3 separate regions of the Mus musculus genome follow, and regions 2 and 3 are each linked to region 1. A link is a loop called in an ENCODE intact Hi-C map of the cell type or tissue named here. Cell type or tissue: heart. All regions are shown on one strand.

What was found. A loop is a pair of places that touch in the nucleus more often than their neighbours do. Peaks named below come from ENCODE experiments on the same cell type or tissue, not always from the same donor. Only the 100,000 strongest peaks of a DNase experiment are listed, where the experiment ranks them.
Region 2: a loop joins it to region 1, with 2.6 times the contacts of the local background. A loop is called at or near these places in 7 of 42 quality-filtered maps.
Region 3: it touches region 1 in a loop (10-fold over the local background); 15 of 42 quality-filtered maps call a loop at or near these places.

Annotation. Positions count from the first base shown.
Region 1 is chr3:95,514,902-95,519,901 of GRCm38, reverse strand. No RefSeq gene overlaps it. Among named protein-coding and RNA genes, the nearest start is that of Gm40096, 7.1 kb to the left of the region's middle. In heart, a CTCF peak has its summit at 2,280 (motif pointing left); a DNase peak (open chromatin) is centred at 831; H3K27ac peaks cover 3,972 bases.
Region 2 is chr3:95,614,232-95,619,231 of GRCm38, reverse strand. Golph3l (golgi phosphoprotein 3-like) reads right to left here. Exons shown (of 5, transcript NM_146133.3): 5 at 1-2,188. The coding sequence ends at 1,761. Among named protein-coding and RNA genes, the nearest start is that of Ensa, 8.2 kb to the left of the region's middle. In heart, CTCF peaks have their summits at 2,313 (motif pointing right) and 4,651 (motif pointing left); no DNase peak of the experiment used is centred here.
Region 3 is chr3:95,769,308-95,774,307 of GRCm38, reverse strand. It overlaps Rprd2 (regulation of nuclear pre-mRNA domain containing 2), which reads left to right. Exons shown (of 11, transcript NM_001368178.1): 9 at 1-196; 10 at 2,112-2,312. Among named protein-coding and RNA genes, the nearest start is that of Tars2, 17 kb to the right of the region's middle. In heart, a CTCF peak has its summit at 2,098 (motif pointing right); no DNase peak of the experiment used is centred here.

The sequences.
Region 1 (5,000 bases):
TGTAGACCAGGCTGGCCTCGAACTCAGAAAAGATCCTACCTCTGCCTCCCAAGGCATGCGCCACCACGCCCAGCTCAATGGCTGCTTTTTGTCTCTGTTAATTTACACAATTGTACTGGGAATTTAATAACAGGCATTATTTTCACAATAAAATTGCTACTCCCTACCCTTCCTCCAAGAAACACAGGGAAGAGAGGTAGACATGCTTAGCACAGAGGGTTTAGGAAGGATAACTGGGGGACTGGGGAGACACACAGTGGGCTAAGAATGTTTGTTCTGTGACTACGAAACCCTGAGTCTGAATTCCAGCCCCCAGCTAACAAGCCAGGTGTGGCCCCATGTCCTTGTAACCCTAGCATTTCAGGGTGGGGACAGGTGGATCCTCAGATCTTGCTGGCCAGCTGACCTAGCAGAAATGGCACACGTCTGGTTCAGTGAGATAAACTGTGTTAAAAGAATATGGTGGATAAAGATAGAGGAAAGCACTTGGTGCCTCTCTGGCCTCTGCTTGTGCATGCAGGCATGCACCTACATATTACAGCCACATGCAAAGGACATACACAAGCACCTACATATTACAGTCACATGCAAAGGACACACACACGCACCTACATATTACAGTCACACATATATCAAAGATCCTGTCTCAAAAAACTAAATAGCCACCATTTCTAGACCATTTATAAAGTAGATAATTTTTAGGGTAGTTTTGGGTTAAAAAAAAAAAAGAATCGAAAGTAGAGTTACAATAAGCTTCCTGCCCCCACACAGCCAGACTCTGCAATTTCCCCATTTCCCTCCATTCCTGTTAAACAGCAGCGTCATCTCCCTGTCTCCCCACGCCTAGAGCGCTCAGTTGGTTCTGCTCCTGGTTGACTTCGCTGTGTTAAATACCCCCTGTGTGCGGGAGCACAGTATGTGTTTGCTTGGCTTGCTTCACTAGAATTTTTTCAAAGTTCATACACGTAATAGAATAGAGCAGAATTTCTGACTGTTTTGAGATAGGATCTTGCTACATAGCTCAGGTTAGTCTGGAGCTCACTATTTAGTCTAAGCTAGCCTTGAACTTGCAGCAATCCCCCTGCTTCAACCTCCCAAGTGCTGGGACTACACACATGAACCACACCTAGCTTTTACTTAAGTTTTCTTTGCTGTCTGTATTTATTTTTAATTTTACGTGTATAGACAGTTTTGCTGTGAGCCCTGGCTATCCCAGATCTCCATCTATTATAGTCCAGGCCTCTGTCTTACACTGATCCCCCTGCCTCTGCCTCCTGTGTGCTGGCATTGCAAGTGTGATCTACCCCACCCAGCCTTTCTGAGCCTTGCAAAACAGAATTTGTAGTTTGGAGAATGTAACTTTTGTGTTCTTTTTGCTTTTTCTTTATTATTTTGGATGTTACTTTAAATACAGTTGTTTTCTTAATTTCATTTTCAGTTGGTTAATTAAAAAAGAAATACCCTGACTTTTGTATCTTTATTTGTGTCCTGTAGCTATGTCAAGCGCATTACATTAGTTCTGATTGTTTTTCAATGCACTTCCTGGAATTTTCTATACATAAGACCTTTTATCCACAAAGAAAACAAAACACAAAACCAAGTACCTTTATTCTCTACATCCATAGGCCAGACATTGTGGTGCATGCCAACCCTGGGGAGGCTGAGACACAAATTACATGCTGGCCTGGGTTATACAGTGAGTTCTAGGTTAGTCTGAGTTAGAGCTAAAACCTATACAAAATTCAAACAAACAAACAAACAAAATCAGACTGGGCATGTGTGGTACATTCCTTTAGTCCCGGCACTCAGGAGGCAGAGGCGGCAGATCTCTTGAGTTCAAGGCCAGATTGGACTACCGAGTGAGTTCCAGCATGGCCAGGGAGATACAGAGAAACATTTCTTTAAAAAACAGTGTGTGTGTGTGTGTGTGTGTGTGTGCGCGCCCGTGTGTGTCTGTGTGTATGGGTGTGTGTGTGTGTGTGTGTGTGCGTGTGTGTATGTGTCTGTGTGTCTGTGTGTATGGGTGTGTGAGTGTGTGTGTATGTGTGTGTGTGTGTGTGTTTCCGTGTGTGTCTGTGTGTATGGGTGTGTGAGTGTGTGTGTGTTTGTACGCGCGCGCATGCGTGTGTGTGTGCATGTAAATTGCTTCAGGAAGCTGGAGAGATGGCTTAGCAGAATGAGCTTATCCAAGTTATCAGAGTTTGGATGCCAGCTCAGGAATGCCCGCAATTTGAGCGCCAGGAGATCTGGTGCCATCTTCTGGCTTCTGAGGGCACTGCACCTCCCCCACTATAATAAAACCCAAACAAATCATTTAAAAGCCTCAGGAAAGAAAGCCGTTATGACTGTAAGTACCAAAGTGACAGACTGGATTACCGCAGTCCTGACAAGCACAGTGTAAGTAGAAAGCCGCTTAATGATTCAGAAAAGCTTTCCAGTGGCAGAGGAGTTGGAAACTACAGGCAAAAAATAAACAATACTGAAGTCTCACAGATCTTCTGGTTTCAACAAAGCCTGTGTAATTAAATGTAGAGCATGCTATTATCATTCGTATGCCTTCATTTCTCTCTCATTGTGTCTGTGAAGATCATGAGAACCAGTTCAGATTACAGTAATAAGCACTGGGACCCTGGACACAAAGATGAAGCAATTAATCAAATCATCAAGCCATTAAATCAATGAATGTGGAGGTGACTGCAGAAGCCAGGGCCTGCAAAGTAACAACCCACAGGAGGCAAGAAGAAAATCTGTCTCAACCTCACTTAGTCAGCCAATGTTGGTTCAGACTTCTAGAGTCAGACCCAGAGGGTTTATAGCAAGTATACAGTACAATTTAGAAAAAAGCTTTATGAAGATGGGTTCTAGAGAGAGGCCACATGTGTTATCTTACGGGACTAGGGGAGGATCCCACCTCTGGGCCTGGCTGTGGGGATCTGGCCATACAGATAACACAAAGGTCACCTGGACTACTAAGTATCTCAGGTCCTGGCTGTGGTAGCTTGGTGTGGCCTGGCTCTTCAGAACACACAAATCACCAGGTTGTTGACCACCACCACTCCAGCCTTCTGGGTAGAAAGACAGGTTACACATGTCTCCTGTTGGAGAGAGACAAACCTGCTTAACACTCCTGGTTTCCCCAGGGCTTATCTGTGAGCACAAGGTCCTTTGTGCTCCCGCCACAGCGAGAGGGGAAAGTGTGTGTATAGGGAGGGTGGGAGTAGGTGACTGTTAAAGAACAGAGCAGACTCTTCAGAAATTACATTTGTTCATTGAGTGTATGTGTAAAGTGTGCACATACCACTGTGTGTGTGTGGAGGTCAGAGGGCAACTTGGAGGGATGGCTGCATTACTTCTCCCGTGTAGGTCCTGGGACGGCTTGACAGCAAGTGCGTTCATTGCTGAGCCATCTTGCCAACCCTACAATCAACTTAATATTTAAAGTTGAACTGCAGCTTGGATACTGACTTGAAGTAACCAACAGTGAAAAGGTGCTTTAAGCAACTGGAGAAAAATTCAGAAAGGGACTATGTAATAAACGAGACCAACAAGCAGTTGGAGGGCCTAGAGAGACAGCTCAGTGGTTGAGACACTTGCTGTTTGCAGGGGACCCTAAGTTTAGTCCCCAACCCCCATATCAGGAAGCTCCCAGCTGCCTGCAGCCCCAGCTCTGGGAATCCAGCATCTTCTGAACTCTGCAAACGTGCACTCACACAAATACACATAATCACAAAAACACAAAACTTTTAAGCCAGGAGCAAGGCTGGAGAGATGGCTCAGTGGCTGCTCTTGCAAAGAACATGGGTTCAGGTCCCAGCACCCATGTGACAGCGCACAACTGTCTGCAACTCCAGTTCCAGAGGATCCAATGCCTTCTTCTCACCTCCCTGTGTACCATGCATGCAGGTAGAACACACATATACATGCATAAAAAAACTTAACAGGTTGTTTGTTTGTTTGTTTTATAAAGATTTATTTATTTATTATATATAAGTACATTGTAGCTGTCTTCAGACACACCAGAAGAGGGCATCAGATCCCATTACAGATGGCTGTGAGCCACCACGTGGTTGCTGGGATTCGAACTCAGGACCTTTGGAAGAGCAGTCAGTGCTCTTAACCACTGAGCCTCTCTCCACTCCTTGTTTGTTTTTTAAAGGTAGGGCCTTGGATGGTGACTGTTATCCCACTGCTAAGGAAGCAGAATGGGAAATTCCCTAGTGCCCTCTGGCCGGCCAGCCTAGCCTACGCGGAGAGTCCCTGGCCAGTGAGTGACCTTGTGAAAAGATGGGCAGCATCTGAAGAACAAGGCCCAAGGTTGACCTTTGACCTCCCACATACACAATGACTGGACATCCCAACGTGTGCAGTCCCAACCCCACAAACCACTGAAAAGACTGACAAACTATTTTAAACTTTGTGTCAGAATATCAACTAGGAATTGGAACATTATTTATAACCTAGAATATGGAAAGTAAACATTTGTTTAATGGGAGCTAAATAAATATGTACTTCTAATTTTTTTTTTTAGTTACTTATTCATCGTGTCTGTTTGTGGATCAGACACCTTGCAGGAATCAGTTCTCCTATCTGTCACAAGGGTCTGGAGGACGGAGTTAGAGTCATCCCGCACGGTGGCAACAGTGTTTACCCCGAGCCACCTCACCAGCTCCTGAGCAGCTTCTCAGTACAACTCACTGCTCCTACAAATATAGTTGTTTCTGGGTCAAACTTTATTACCCCCATTACTTACCATCATTTTGGAGGAATGCAAATACACAAGAGAGAAACTAAAGGCAAATTAGAAAAATAAGAAAGATGAGATTTACCTCTGGGTAAATACATTTGCATACTAAAAAAATTAAAGAGAATCTGTAAAAGTGTCTTTTCTTTGCTAGATATTAATTGTGGTCTCAGGCTTACCGCCTCTGTCGGCTAACCTAGGCCTAGTCCCAGAAGTGTTTAGCCTCCGTACACTCTAACCTAGGCCCAGAATGTTTTAG
Region 2 (5,000 bases), 99 kb before region 1:
ATCTTTATTATACAGAAATGTGAAGGCAATATACACTAAATGAGTGTTTGGCAGTGAACATTACACAGATTAGAAGTGAAGACATTCTCATTGTATGGACATATAAAAATAAACATTGAGAGTTGCAAGAAAGAATTCAACTTCTATTCCCCAAACAAGCTAAAGCTTTCAAAGGAAAATCTGGTTTCAATTCACTATGAATTGTTCTAAGGGGAAGATAATATGAGCTGCTAGATTATACATGGCCTGGCTTTTGCCCTTCTAGAAAGCCAGACTAAGGCTCTGCTTAGCTTCTCAAATGACAGCTTTTATCTCTACTCATCTAAGAGTCAGATGAAAACAATAACAATAAGCTGGAGAACTTTCATGGACCTAGGAAGGTTCAAGGGAACGATGAGGTTATAATTTATTTCTGATTAGAAGGATTTGGTATTAGTCCAAGTCATCTGTGGTGGCTGTGTGAAAGCCTGTCTCTCCCCAGTGGTCAACAGGGTGCTTGAACTCTGCACAACACAGTGCTGGCCTCTTCACAACCCTTGAGCTTAGGCTTTGCATCTGCTGCTGGTGACACTCAACTGGCCATCTAAATAGGATCTCTCCACCCTCTTCATCCTCTCTACTGAAGCAAAAACATTTTAAGGGATTTGGCCAGGATGGCTGTGTTGAAAGAAGACACAATTTAGAGGGTGACAATAGATTAAATATAGACAGAATTACTGCCAAAGCCCTTAAATACAGGGAAAATTTATCCATTTATGTAGGAAATAAAAACAGGGACTATGCAAATATGGAGGTTGGCTACATTGTTGGGACTCAATGCTGTAATTTGGGACTTGAAACTTAATTCCCTTAATTTTATCAGAGTAGAGATATTTAAAGTAGTCTAGAGCAAACAGAACAGTCACATACTGAAGGATATGTGAAAAGTCTTTAATTTTTCAATGCGAGATGGTCTCATATAGCCAAGGCTAGCCCTGAATCTAGCTGCCACTCTCTCTTCAGGGCTCAGATGACACTTGGTTTCATGGATGTGAAGTCTCATGTTGCCCCACTTCTCTACAGGTCCTAATGCTGGCTGTAAGGAGGAGGTGACTGAGGCACACTGCTTTTTCAATTCAGAATCTTAATGAGTGTGGGAGCCAGACAAAGCTAAAAAGGAGTGTAGAATACATTTCTGCTCTGAGAACTAAGGGATTCGGGTCATCAAACTTGGAGTGTTTTCATTATGTGAAGATGAGAAAATCACAGGTGGGAGGTATAATCTCAGGAACCATTTGCTTCAAAAATTAGTCTTGTTCCCACTGCCTCTCATTCAAAGAGTCAGTGATTTCAGGAAGTGTCACTGCTTAACAGAGCGGAGAAACAAAGCCTGAGAAAACATGAATAAGGGAGAAAAAAAATTGAATATGGTTTACTGTTCATTTCCTTCACATTTTGTTGCTGGAAAACTCTAATCCCCACACAGGAACTCTTGTTTATCCAGAACCACACTGGTTAAAACTAAACCCAGAAATGGGAGTTGTTTATTAGATGTGTGTGGGTTCACCCCTTTCATTCAGACAGAGTGGAAGTGAGGAGAAACAGTCTGCTTAGAAGGTCATGGCCGATGGACAGAGAGGCCATGAAGTTTTCCTCCTCAAGTCAGGAGTCTGATTCAAAAAGTGGGGAAATGATGATAGCATCTTATCACACTGAACTCAGTGATTGGGTCTCTGAGAGTCACCAGCCAGCCGGGAAAAGGAGACACCCGCCTGCTGGCTTTAGGATTTGTTGAAGGCTGCCAGCACAGCCCAGATCATCTCTGTAGCATTGTGCTTTGTCCCCTCCACTTCAGGGTCCAGTTCTACTAGGTCCTTGGTTCGATTCATTGCCACATCATACTTATCATCTGTCAGACAAGAGAAGACATTCTCCAGCACATCAGAAGAGTGGGCCAGCACCAGGAGGGCCAGTGTTCGCCTGTCCATGCGCTGAGGGTCATTTACCCACCGTTCTAGCACACTGTCTTGAAGCTTTTTCATTAGTCGCTGTTTCTCTGTCGTATTGGTCACTGGATGAGTGGTCATGTCGAAGAGCAGGAAATTCTGCTTCTCTGTGGTTAGAATGCCCTTTTCCACCAGGTTCTTGGCAATTCGTTCTCGTACATTTCTCAGCTGGTACTGTAATTTGAAAGGGTTCCATGTCTCACCTGTTGGGAAACAGACAGTGGAAAACAAAATTTAAAAAGCCAGTTTGTTATTTGAGCCTCGTTTAAAAATTTTTAAAAAAAGATTTATTTTATTTATATGAGTGCAATGTAGCTGACTTCAAACACACCAGAAGAGGGCGTCAGATCTCATTTATGGGTGGTTGTGAGCCACCATGTGGTGGCTGGGAATTGAACTCAAGACCTCTGGAAGAACAGCCAGTGCTCTTAACTGCTGAGCCATCTCTTCAGCCGACCTTGTTTAAAATTTTAAAAGCACAATCTCCATCCATGGAGGAACATGCCAACTCACTCTTTGATCCACACTTTGTGCTTTCTGTGTTGGGTTTTTTGGTTTTTCGAGACAGGGTTTCTCTTTATAGCCCTGGCTGTCCTGGAACTCATTCTGTAGACCAGGCTGGCCTCGAACTCAGAAATCTGCCTAACTCTGCCTCCTGAGTGCTGGAATTAAAGGCGTGCTCCACCATTGCAGAGGTCTAAGGTCCCTTTCTTCTACTTATTGGATGGAAGGCCTATCCAGAAGTGGTGACCTGACAATATGGATCAAGCTGCCCCATTCTAGCTTCTTTGAAGAGGTTCTAGACTGGAAAAGAAATGACAAGAAAGAGGATAAAAGGCTGCCTGCCATTCCACTACCCATAGTGCAAGAGTACCAGTATCACACTAGGAGAAATGGGCTAAAAGCCTGCAGGAAGAGTTCCACAGCTGAACCTGAGAAGTCCATTTGGTTGCGTGTAGAGAATTTTAAGTCAAAAGGTGTTGCTGAAAACCATGGAAAAGTTGGTAAAGAACAATTACCAGGATTATGAGAGCAAACATAAATTGACAAAGCCTCCGAGAATTTAACAGTAACCAGAGAAAATGAAGCAAAACCCTGTTGGGATCATGGCTAACTCTGGTGGGTGCAAGGGTGTGGGCTTACACTAGATGCACATACTCAAGGTGCAATCAGAACAGGGTTTGGAGCTTGATTAAAGGATGTCACAGATACCAGGGGTTTAAGCATAACCTCTGACCGAACATGTAACAGTAAGGTACCATCCACCCCACCCCATCTACTTTCCTTTCTGAGACAGTGTCTGAACATATACAAAGTGGCTTAGATTTCCTTATGTCGGGCCTCAAACTGGTGATCCTTCTGCCTCAGGTGTGCATTCCCCTGCCCAGATAATAAGCAGCTATGACTCTAATAAGTTAGGCTTGAATATGCATCTCTGGTAGACTTCCAGGTTCTCCTGGAATTCTGGTTTTCTTTTGGTTTCTTCTTTCTTTTCTTCTCTCTTCTTCTTTCCTCCTCCTCCCTCCTCCTCCTCCTCCTTCCTCTTCTTTTTTCTTCTTCATCTGTTTTATTTTATTTTTTTCGAGACAGGGTTTCTCTGTGTAGCCCTGGCTGTCCTGGAACTCACTTTGTAGACCAGGCTGGCCTCAAACTCAGAAATCTGCCTGCCTCTGCCTCCCAAGTGCTGGGATTAAAGGTGTGCGCCACCACGCCCGGCTGAATTCTGGTTTTCTATATTGCAGAAGCTCTATTTGACCTGGTAAAGCTGAGAAGACTGAGGTTTGCTTCCTGTGCTTGATGGACAGGAGCTATTCAGGTGTCATAGGCTGGCAACACTGGGACCCTAAATGTCCCATCTTAACTTTGAGAAGAAGTTCTACACTGGAAGGGCAAGCTGTGTTTATAATCAAGACTGTTGCCTTCCTCAGGAAAAAAACAAAAAACAAAACAAAAAAAAAAAAAAACCCAAAAATAAAAAGCAAAAACCCAGAAAAGGAATTTCCAAGTTACTAGCCTTTATTCTTGTATTTTTTGCTTCTGTAAAAAAAAAAAAAAAAAAAAAAAAAATGGGGTGAATTATAATCTAATAGCTGTGTCCAGATCTCATCACATCCTATATATTCAACAGTAAAAGGGTAAAATAAAACCTAAGTACAGCTCAGTAGTTTAGACTCTGCCTAGCACGTTGGTCAGGCCATAGGGTGAATCCCTAACATCAAAGAAACAGCAATAACATTTAATTGGATCATGTATGGTGGCCTATGCTAGCAACCCCAGCACTCAGGAGACAGAGGAGGAACATGAAGACTTCAAGGTCATGTTTAAATACACAACGAGTTTCAAGATCAGTCTGGGCTACAAGAGACCTTATCTCAGTAAACAACAATCACAACAACAGAACCCAAAAAAGTTGTGCTGAAGAGATGGTTTAGGAGTTGAAAGAACTTGTTCTTCCAGAGGACCTAGGTTCCCAACTGTCTATAACTCCAGATCCAGGGGATCTAATGTTCTCTTTTGGCTTTCACAGGCTGTGTACACATGTAGTGTACTAAGATACATGCAGGCGGGGCTGGAGAGCACTGACTGATCTTCCAAAGGTCCTGAGTTCAAATCCCAGCAACCACATGGTGGCTCACAACCATCTGTAATGAGATCTGATGCCCTCTTCTGGTGTGTCTGAAAACAGCTACAGTGTACTTATATATAATAAGTAAATCTTAAAAAAAAAAACCCAAAATGTAATTGGCTAAAGGGGTTATGCTGCTTGCTTTTCATTGTCACCTTGGTTTCGATTCCCAGGAGAGGGCTGGCTGGAAGAAAAAGCAGGTAACAAGTGCTTACTGGGAAAGCCTGCTGACCAGGGGCTGATCCCTGCAATTTATATGGAATGAGAGACTCCTAAAAGCTGTCTCCTGACTTCCACATGTGTGCAATGGTACACACACATGCTAAAAGTAAGGGGCACCTGCTGGGATGACTCAGGGGTCAAGGCGCTTGCTGCCAAGCCTGACAGTC
Region 3 (5,000 bases), 250 kb before region 1:
ACAGAAAGTGTCTCGAAAGCCTCACCGTGTGCCCCACCGTCTGTGCCCACGACGGCAGCTCCACCTCTCCCGAAGCCTCTGAGCACTGCACTTCTGTCCCCTTCCCCAACTTTGGTTTTGCCAAACCTGGCAAATGTGGATCTGGCAAAGATCAGTTCCATCCTTAGCAGCCTAACATCAGTCATGAAAAATACGGGTAAGTGAGCCACTGATGATGCTGAGCCACTGATTTCCGTCTTTGTTTCATTGAACCAGCAAAGTGGGGTTTTTTTGTTGGTGGTGGTGGTGAAATTAGTACAATTTTTTCATTAAAAATACATTAAAAATGGATGGACACCTTAGAAAAGCCAAAAAATAATATTACTACACCAAAGAAAACCACATATATATATATATACACACACACACACATATATACACATATATACATATATATACATGTATGTGGATTTGAGAGATTAGATATTTAGAATACTTTTTCTTTTAATAATTGAAACATTGCCTATATTATCTTTAAATCAGCTTATTTAAAACTTCAGTATGTATGACAAATTTTTAGTTATTAAATATTCATTTAAACAGCTGGTTGTGGTGGCACACACCTGAAATCTCAGCACTTGGGAAAAGAGGCAGGATATGAGGCATTCAGGGATAGCCTGGGCTACATGAGGCCCTTTCTGGACAAAAATGATGGAGATGGGTAGGAAGATGGTTCTGTGAGTGAAGTGCTTGATTTCGTAAGCCTGAGGGCCTGAGCTTAGATTGCCAGCACCCACACAACAACCAGGCTTAGCTGTGTGTGCCTGTAGCTCCACTGTTGAGAGTGAGTACCCACTGGTAGATACTGGGGAGAAGCAGCCAGTCTAGCAGAAACCTGAAGTTCCAGATTCAGTGATTGACGTAATCTCCCAAAATTAGATAGTGACAGAGGAAGGCACACGGTGTCATTTTGGTCTCCAGGTACACACAATGTGGGAGTGTATAACTGTGCATGTACCACACACAAGAAAAGTCATGTGCATCAACTTTAATGGCTATTGTAGTATATGGTAATTCTTGTTATTAGACATTACTATGTTTTCAGCTTTTCATTTTATAAAGAATACTGAAGTCCTTGCCATGCAAACCTGATGAGACCTACATTGAATCTCCAGGATCCATGTACAGGTGGCAGGAGAGATGTGACTCCTCAAAATTCTCCTCTAACCCACATCATCCACACACTAGCAATGATAATAGTGACAGGAGGACTGTACTGCACACGCAGGTGCAGAAGGACAGACAGAAGCATTGTATCTCATCTGCACCCTGCCCAGGGTAGTATTTGGGGGCATGTGAACTAGATGTGCTACCACCTGTAACCTGAGCCCTGAGGAAGCCAAGCAGGAAGAGTAAGAATTGAAGGCCAGCCTGGGGTATATTGTGAGTCCCTGTTTAAAAAACACAAAACCAAAAGACAGCATGTAGCTTTTTAAATTGTTATCTAAGAGTATACTATTTTATATACCTAGTGTTTGGAAATTTAATTGTTCCTAACCTTTTCCATTGTCACGTTCAATCTTGAAAAGATAATATTTTAATTAAAGTTTTTTTTTTCATTTGTTCACTTATATTTATTTGTAAAACATCTGTTCATAGTGGTTTGGTCACATTTTAAGAAACCAAATGTTTTTCTTGCGTCTGCGTTTACCTTTTTACTGTGCTTTGAAGTGTAACAGTGTAAAGGAATTTATTTGTATAATGTCACCTTAAAGGCTGTGTAAGAGGAAAACCCTTGCCACTCCCATAGACATGCAGTGAAGGTGCTCTGCATTGGTAGTGCCTCTGATCCTGTCGTCCTGCTGCATTCGCTGAGCAGCGTGGGTGCAGAAACAGATTGCCGCTCTGAAAACCAAGGAATGTGCATGAAAATAACATAGTGCTTGTTTGTTTTAAGAATATTCCAAACAGAAACAACAGTTCATATTTTCAGATGTTTTTCTTTGTATGTGTCAAAATGGGCACTGTTTGTGGATCAGTCAACCAGAATTACTATTAAACAATCTTTCATTGACTGGAAAGTGTCATGAATTGAGTATTGCATTTTCTTGAGTTCATCTTTCTGCCACCAGGGGTCAGTTCTGCATCAAGACCTTCTCCAGGAATTCCTACCAGTCCCAGCAACCTCAGCAGTGGCCTGAAAACACCTGCACCTGCCACAACACCATCTCACAACCCTCTGGCAAATATCCTGTCAAAGGTGGAGATCACCCCAGAGAGCATTCTCTCTGCTCTTTCTAAAACCCAGACACAGTCAGCCCCTGCACTCCAAGGTAAACTGACATGTGCCAGAGGGACTTGAATTGTGAATGTTTGTCTCCAGGGTAACCTTGAATTCTAACTCAGAGGAATCCAAAGTCATGAAATGTACAATACAGTTAATTCATTACTGTCTTTATACTTATCATTTATGAGGTAGCAGTTATAGAATTGAAAATGTCAACACTAAAACAGACTCTAAATATTATCTAGTAACACCCTCCCATTCAGGTAAGGAGACCAAGCTCATGAGGTGATGTGGTTGGTTAAGGTAATGCGTTCGTCTGATGTGTGATGAACTGAGACTAGAAGCCAGACTTGTTGGTTTGCTAATAATATTCCATCCTACGGCAGGGCACAACTGTAGCTTACATTAACCCTAGCTCTTAGTGCAGGGTAGTGTGTGTGTTGAGTTTTAATATTATAACCTATATCAAACATAACCTATATATCTTGTTTTCTCCCTTCTGTTTGTAGTCTCTGCCTCATTTAAACTTCTATTTTTTGCTTTCTCAGTTGTCTTGTATATACAACTGCCTCAGTTTTTCATGAATCACTTGATCTTTCAATTCTTATTTTCCAGATTCCTACACAACCTTCTTAAACATCTCAGTATAATGATGCAGTTAATTGTAAATACCAGATCTGTATCGTTGCTAAAGCCAGGGACTTCTAGGTGACACTTAGTAATAACTAGAGATACTTTTGTTTGTTTCAACTGGGACAGAAACTCCTAAGCACTAATGGGTCAATGTCAGAGAAATGTCGTTGAATATCTTATAATGCATAGAATAGTCTCCAACCACAAAAAAATGTATCTATGCTAGAATATCAGCAGCGATAAGGTAAGGAACCCTGTCCTTATGAGTAGAGCATATAAATAGCTATTACTTTCTGTTCCTGAACTGTTCTGGGACAGTCTATTACTATTGCTTCTTCAGTAGTCATTCAAAGAGAGTTTTATTTTACAGAACTAAATAGAAGATCCAGTGACCTTCTGAAACCCTTCTCTGTTGGAACTAGCAATTAAGAATTGATGTTTCCAGTAATCCCAATTCTTAGAAGACTAGATCCCCAGTTACAGGCTAGCCTATGCTGCAGTGGGATGTTACTGTTTTTTCGTTTTCCTTTTTCTTTTTTTAAAGATTTATTTTATTTACATGAGTGCACTGTATTTTTTCTTTTTTATGGCACAAAATATTGATGATAATCTACAATATTTGATTGTGTACAGCTCAAGAGATTTTGATGCTTTTGACTTTGCACTTTCTGTTGTCATTCTATATAGATACAGAAAATCTTGAAGTCACGTATATTAGTTTCTCCTATAGATGCAACACGGTATTTATAGAGTTCCTTTTGCTCTGCAGATTGCAAGTTGTCCTTCTTGTCACTTGAAGAAATCAGATCTGACAGGATAAGAAATAAAAACACAAAAAATACCTCCTTATGGAATAGCAGAGTTTGTCATTTTTCTTTTGCTTTTAGAAAGTGGAATTCCTAGCCAAGTGTGGTGGCATGCTGCAATCCCAGCACTTGGAAGGTAGAGGCAGGTAGATCTCTATGAATTCAAGACCAGCCTAGTCAACAGAGCAAGTTCCAGGGCTACATAGAAAGATCATGGAAAAAAGGGAAAAATTCCATTTTCGTGGGGGAAATAAGTGGAGTTTTCCTTTTAAAAAAAAAAAAAAAAGACTTATTTGTTTTATATAAGTACACTTGTAGCTGTCTTCAGACACACCAGAAAAGTGCATCGGGTTCCATTACAGATGGTTGTGAGCCACCATGTGGTTGCTGGGAATTGAACTCAGGACCTCTGAAAGAGAAGTCAGTGCTCTTAATCACTGAGCTGTCTGTCTGGCCCCATGGAATTTTCCTTAACCGTTCAGTATGCTAAAACATAAATGCTCATGTTTACTCAACACTATAAACAAAAATCTTTCAGAGGCTAGCAAGATAGCTTAGTGGGTAAAGCTACTTGCTGCCAAAGCAGACTACCTGAGACCCACGTGGTGGAAGAAGAGAACCAGCTCCCTAAAATTGTTCTCTCTCTATCACACACATACACACAATATAGTTTTTTAAGGCTTTATTTATTTATTTTTTTTCTCAAGAAAGAAAATTTTTTCCAGGTGGTGGTGGTGTATGCCTTTAATCCCAGAACTCAGAAGGCAAGGGGAAGGCAGATCTCTGGAGTTTGAGGACAGCCAGGGCTACACAAAGAAACCCTGTCTTTTAAAGAGATTTTTTTTCTTAGAACTTTATTTTTGTCTTCCACAGTTCTATTGATGAATTAAAAAAAAAAGACTTCACAGCTTGTTGAGGTAAAATAAATGTAGAAAAGACCAAAAGAATTTCCTGTCTTACAAAATATAAGTAACAGCTCTCTCTTTAAGTTCACTTCTTTATAGAGGAGGGGTTATATCTGCCTTCATGCTTATGGAGGTCAGAGGACAACTTGTGGAAATTGTTTCTCTTCTACAATGTGGATGCTGAGAATCAAACTCAAATCATCAGGCTTGGCATTGGGTGCCTTAGCCATTGAGCCATCAAACTGACTTGACAGTAACTATCTTTGACAAAGCAGTAGTCTATGAAAGAACATGTCCCCCACAGTATCTGAGAGACAATACTGAGTATCTTTTTAAAACATCTTACATACATACCTCACATCTGTGACTTCAGCATTCGGTCAGGATTGT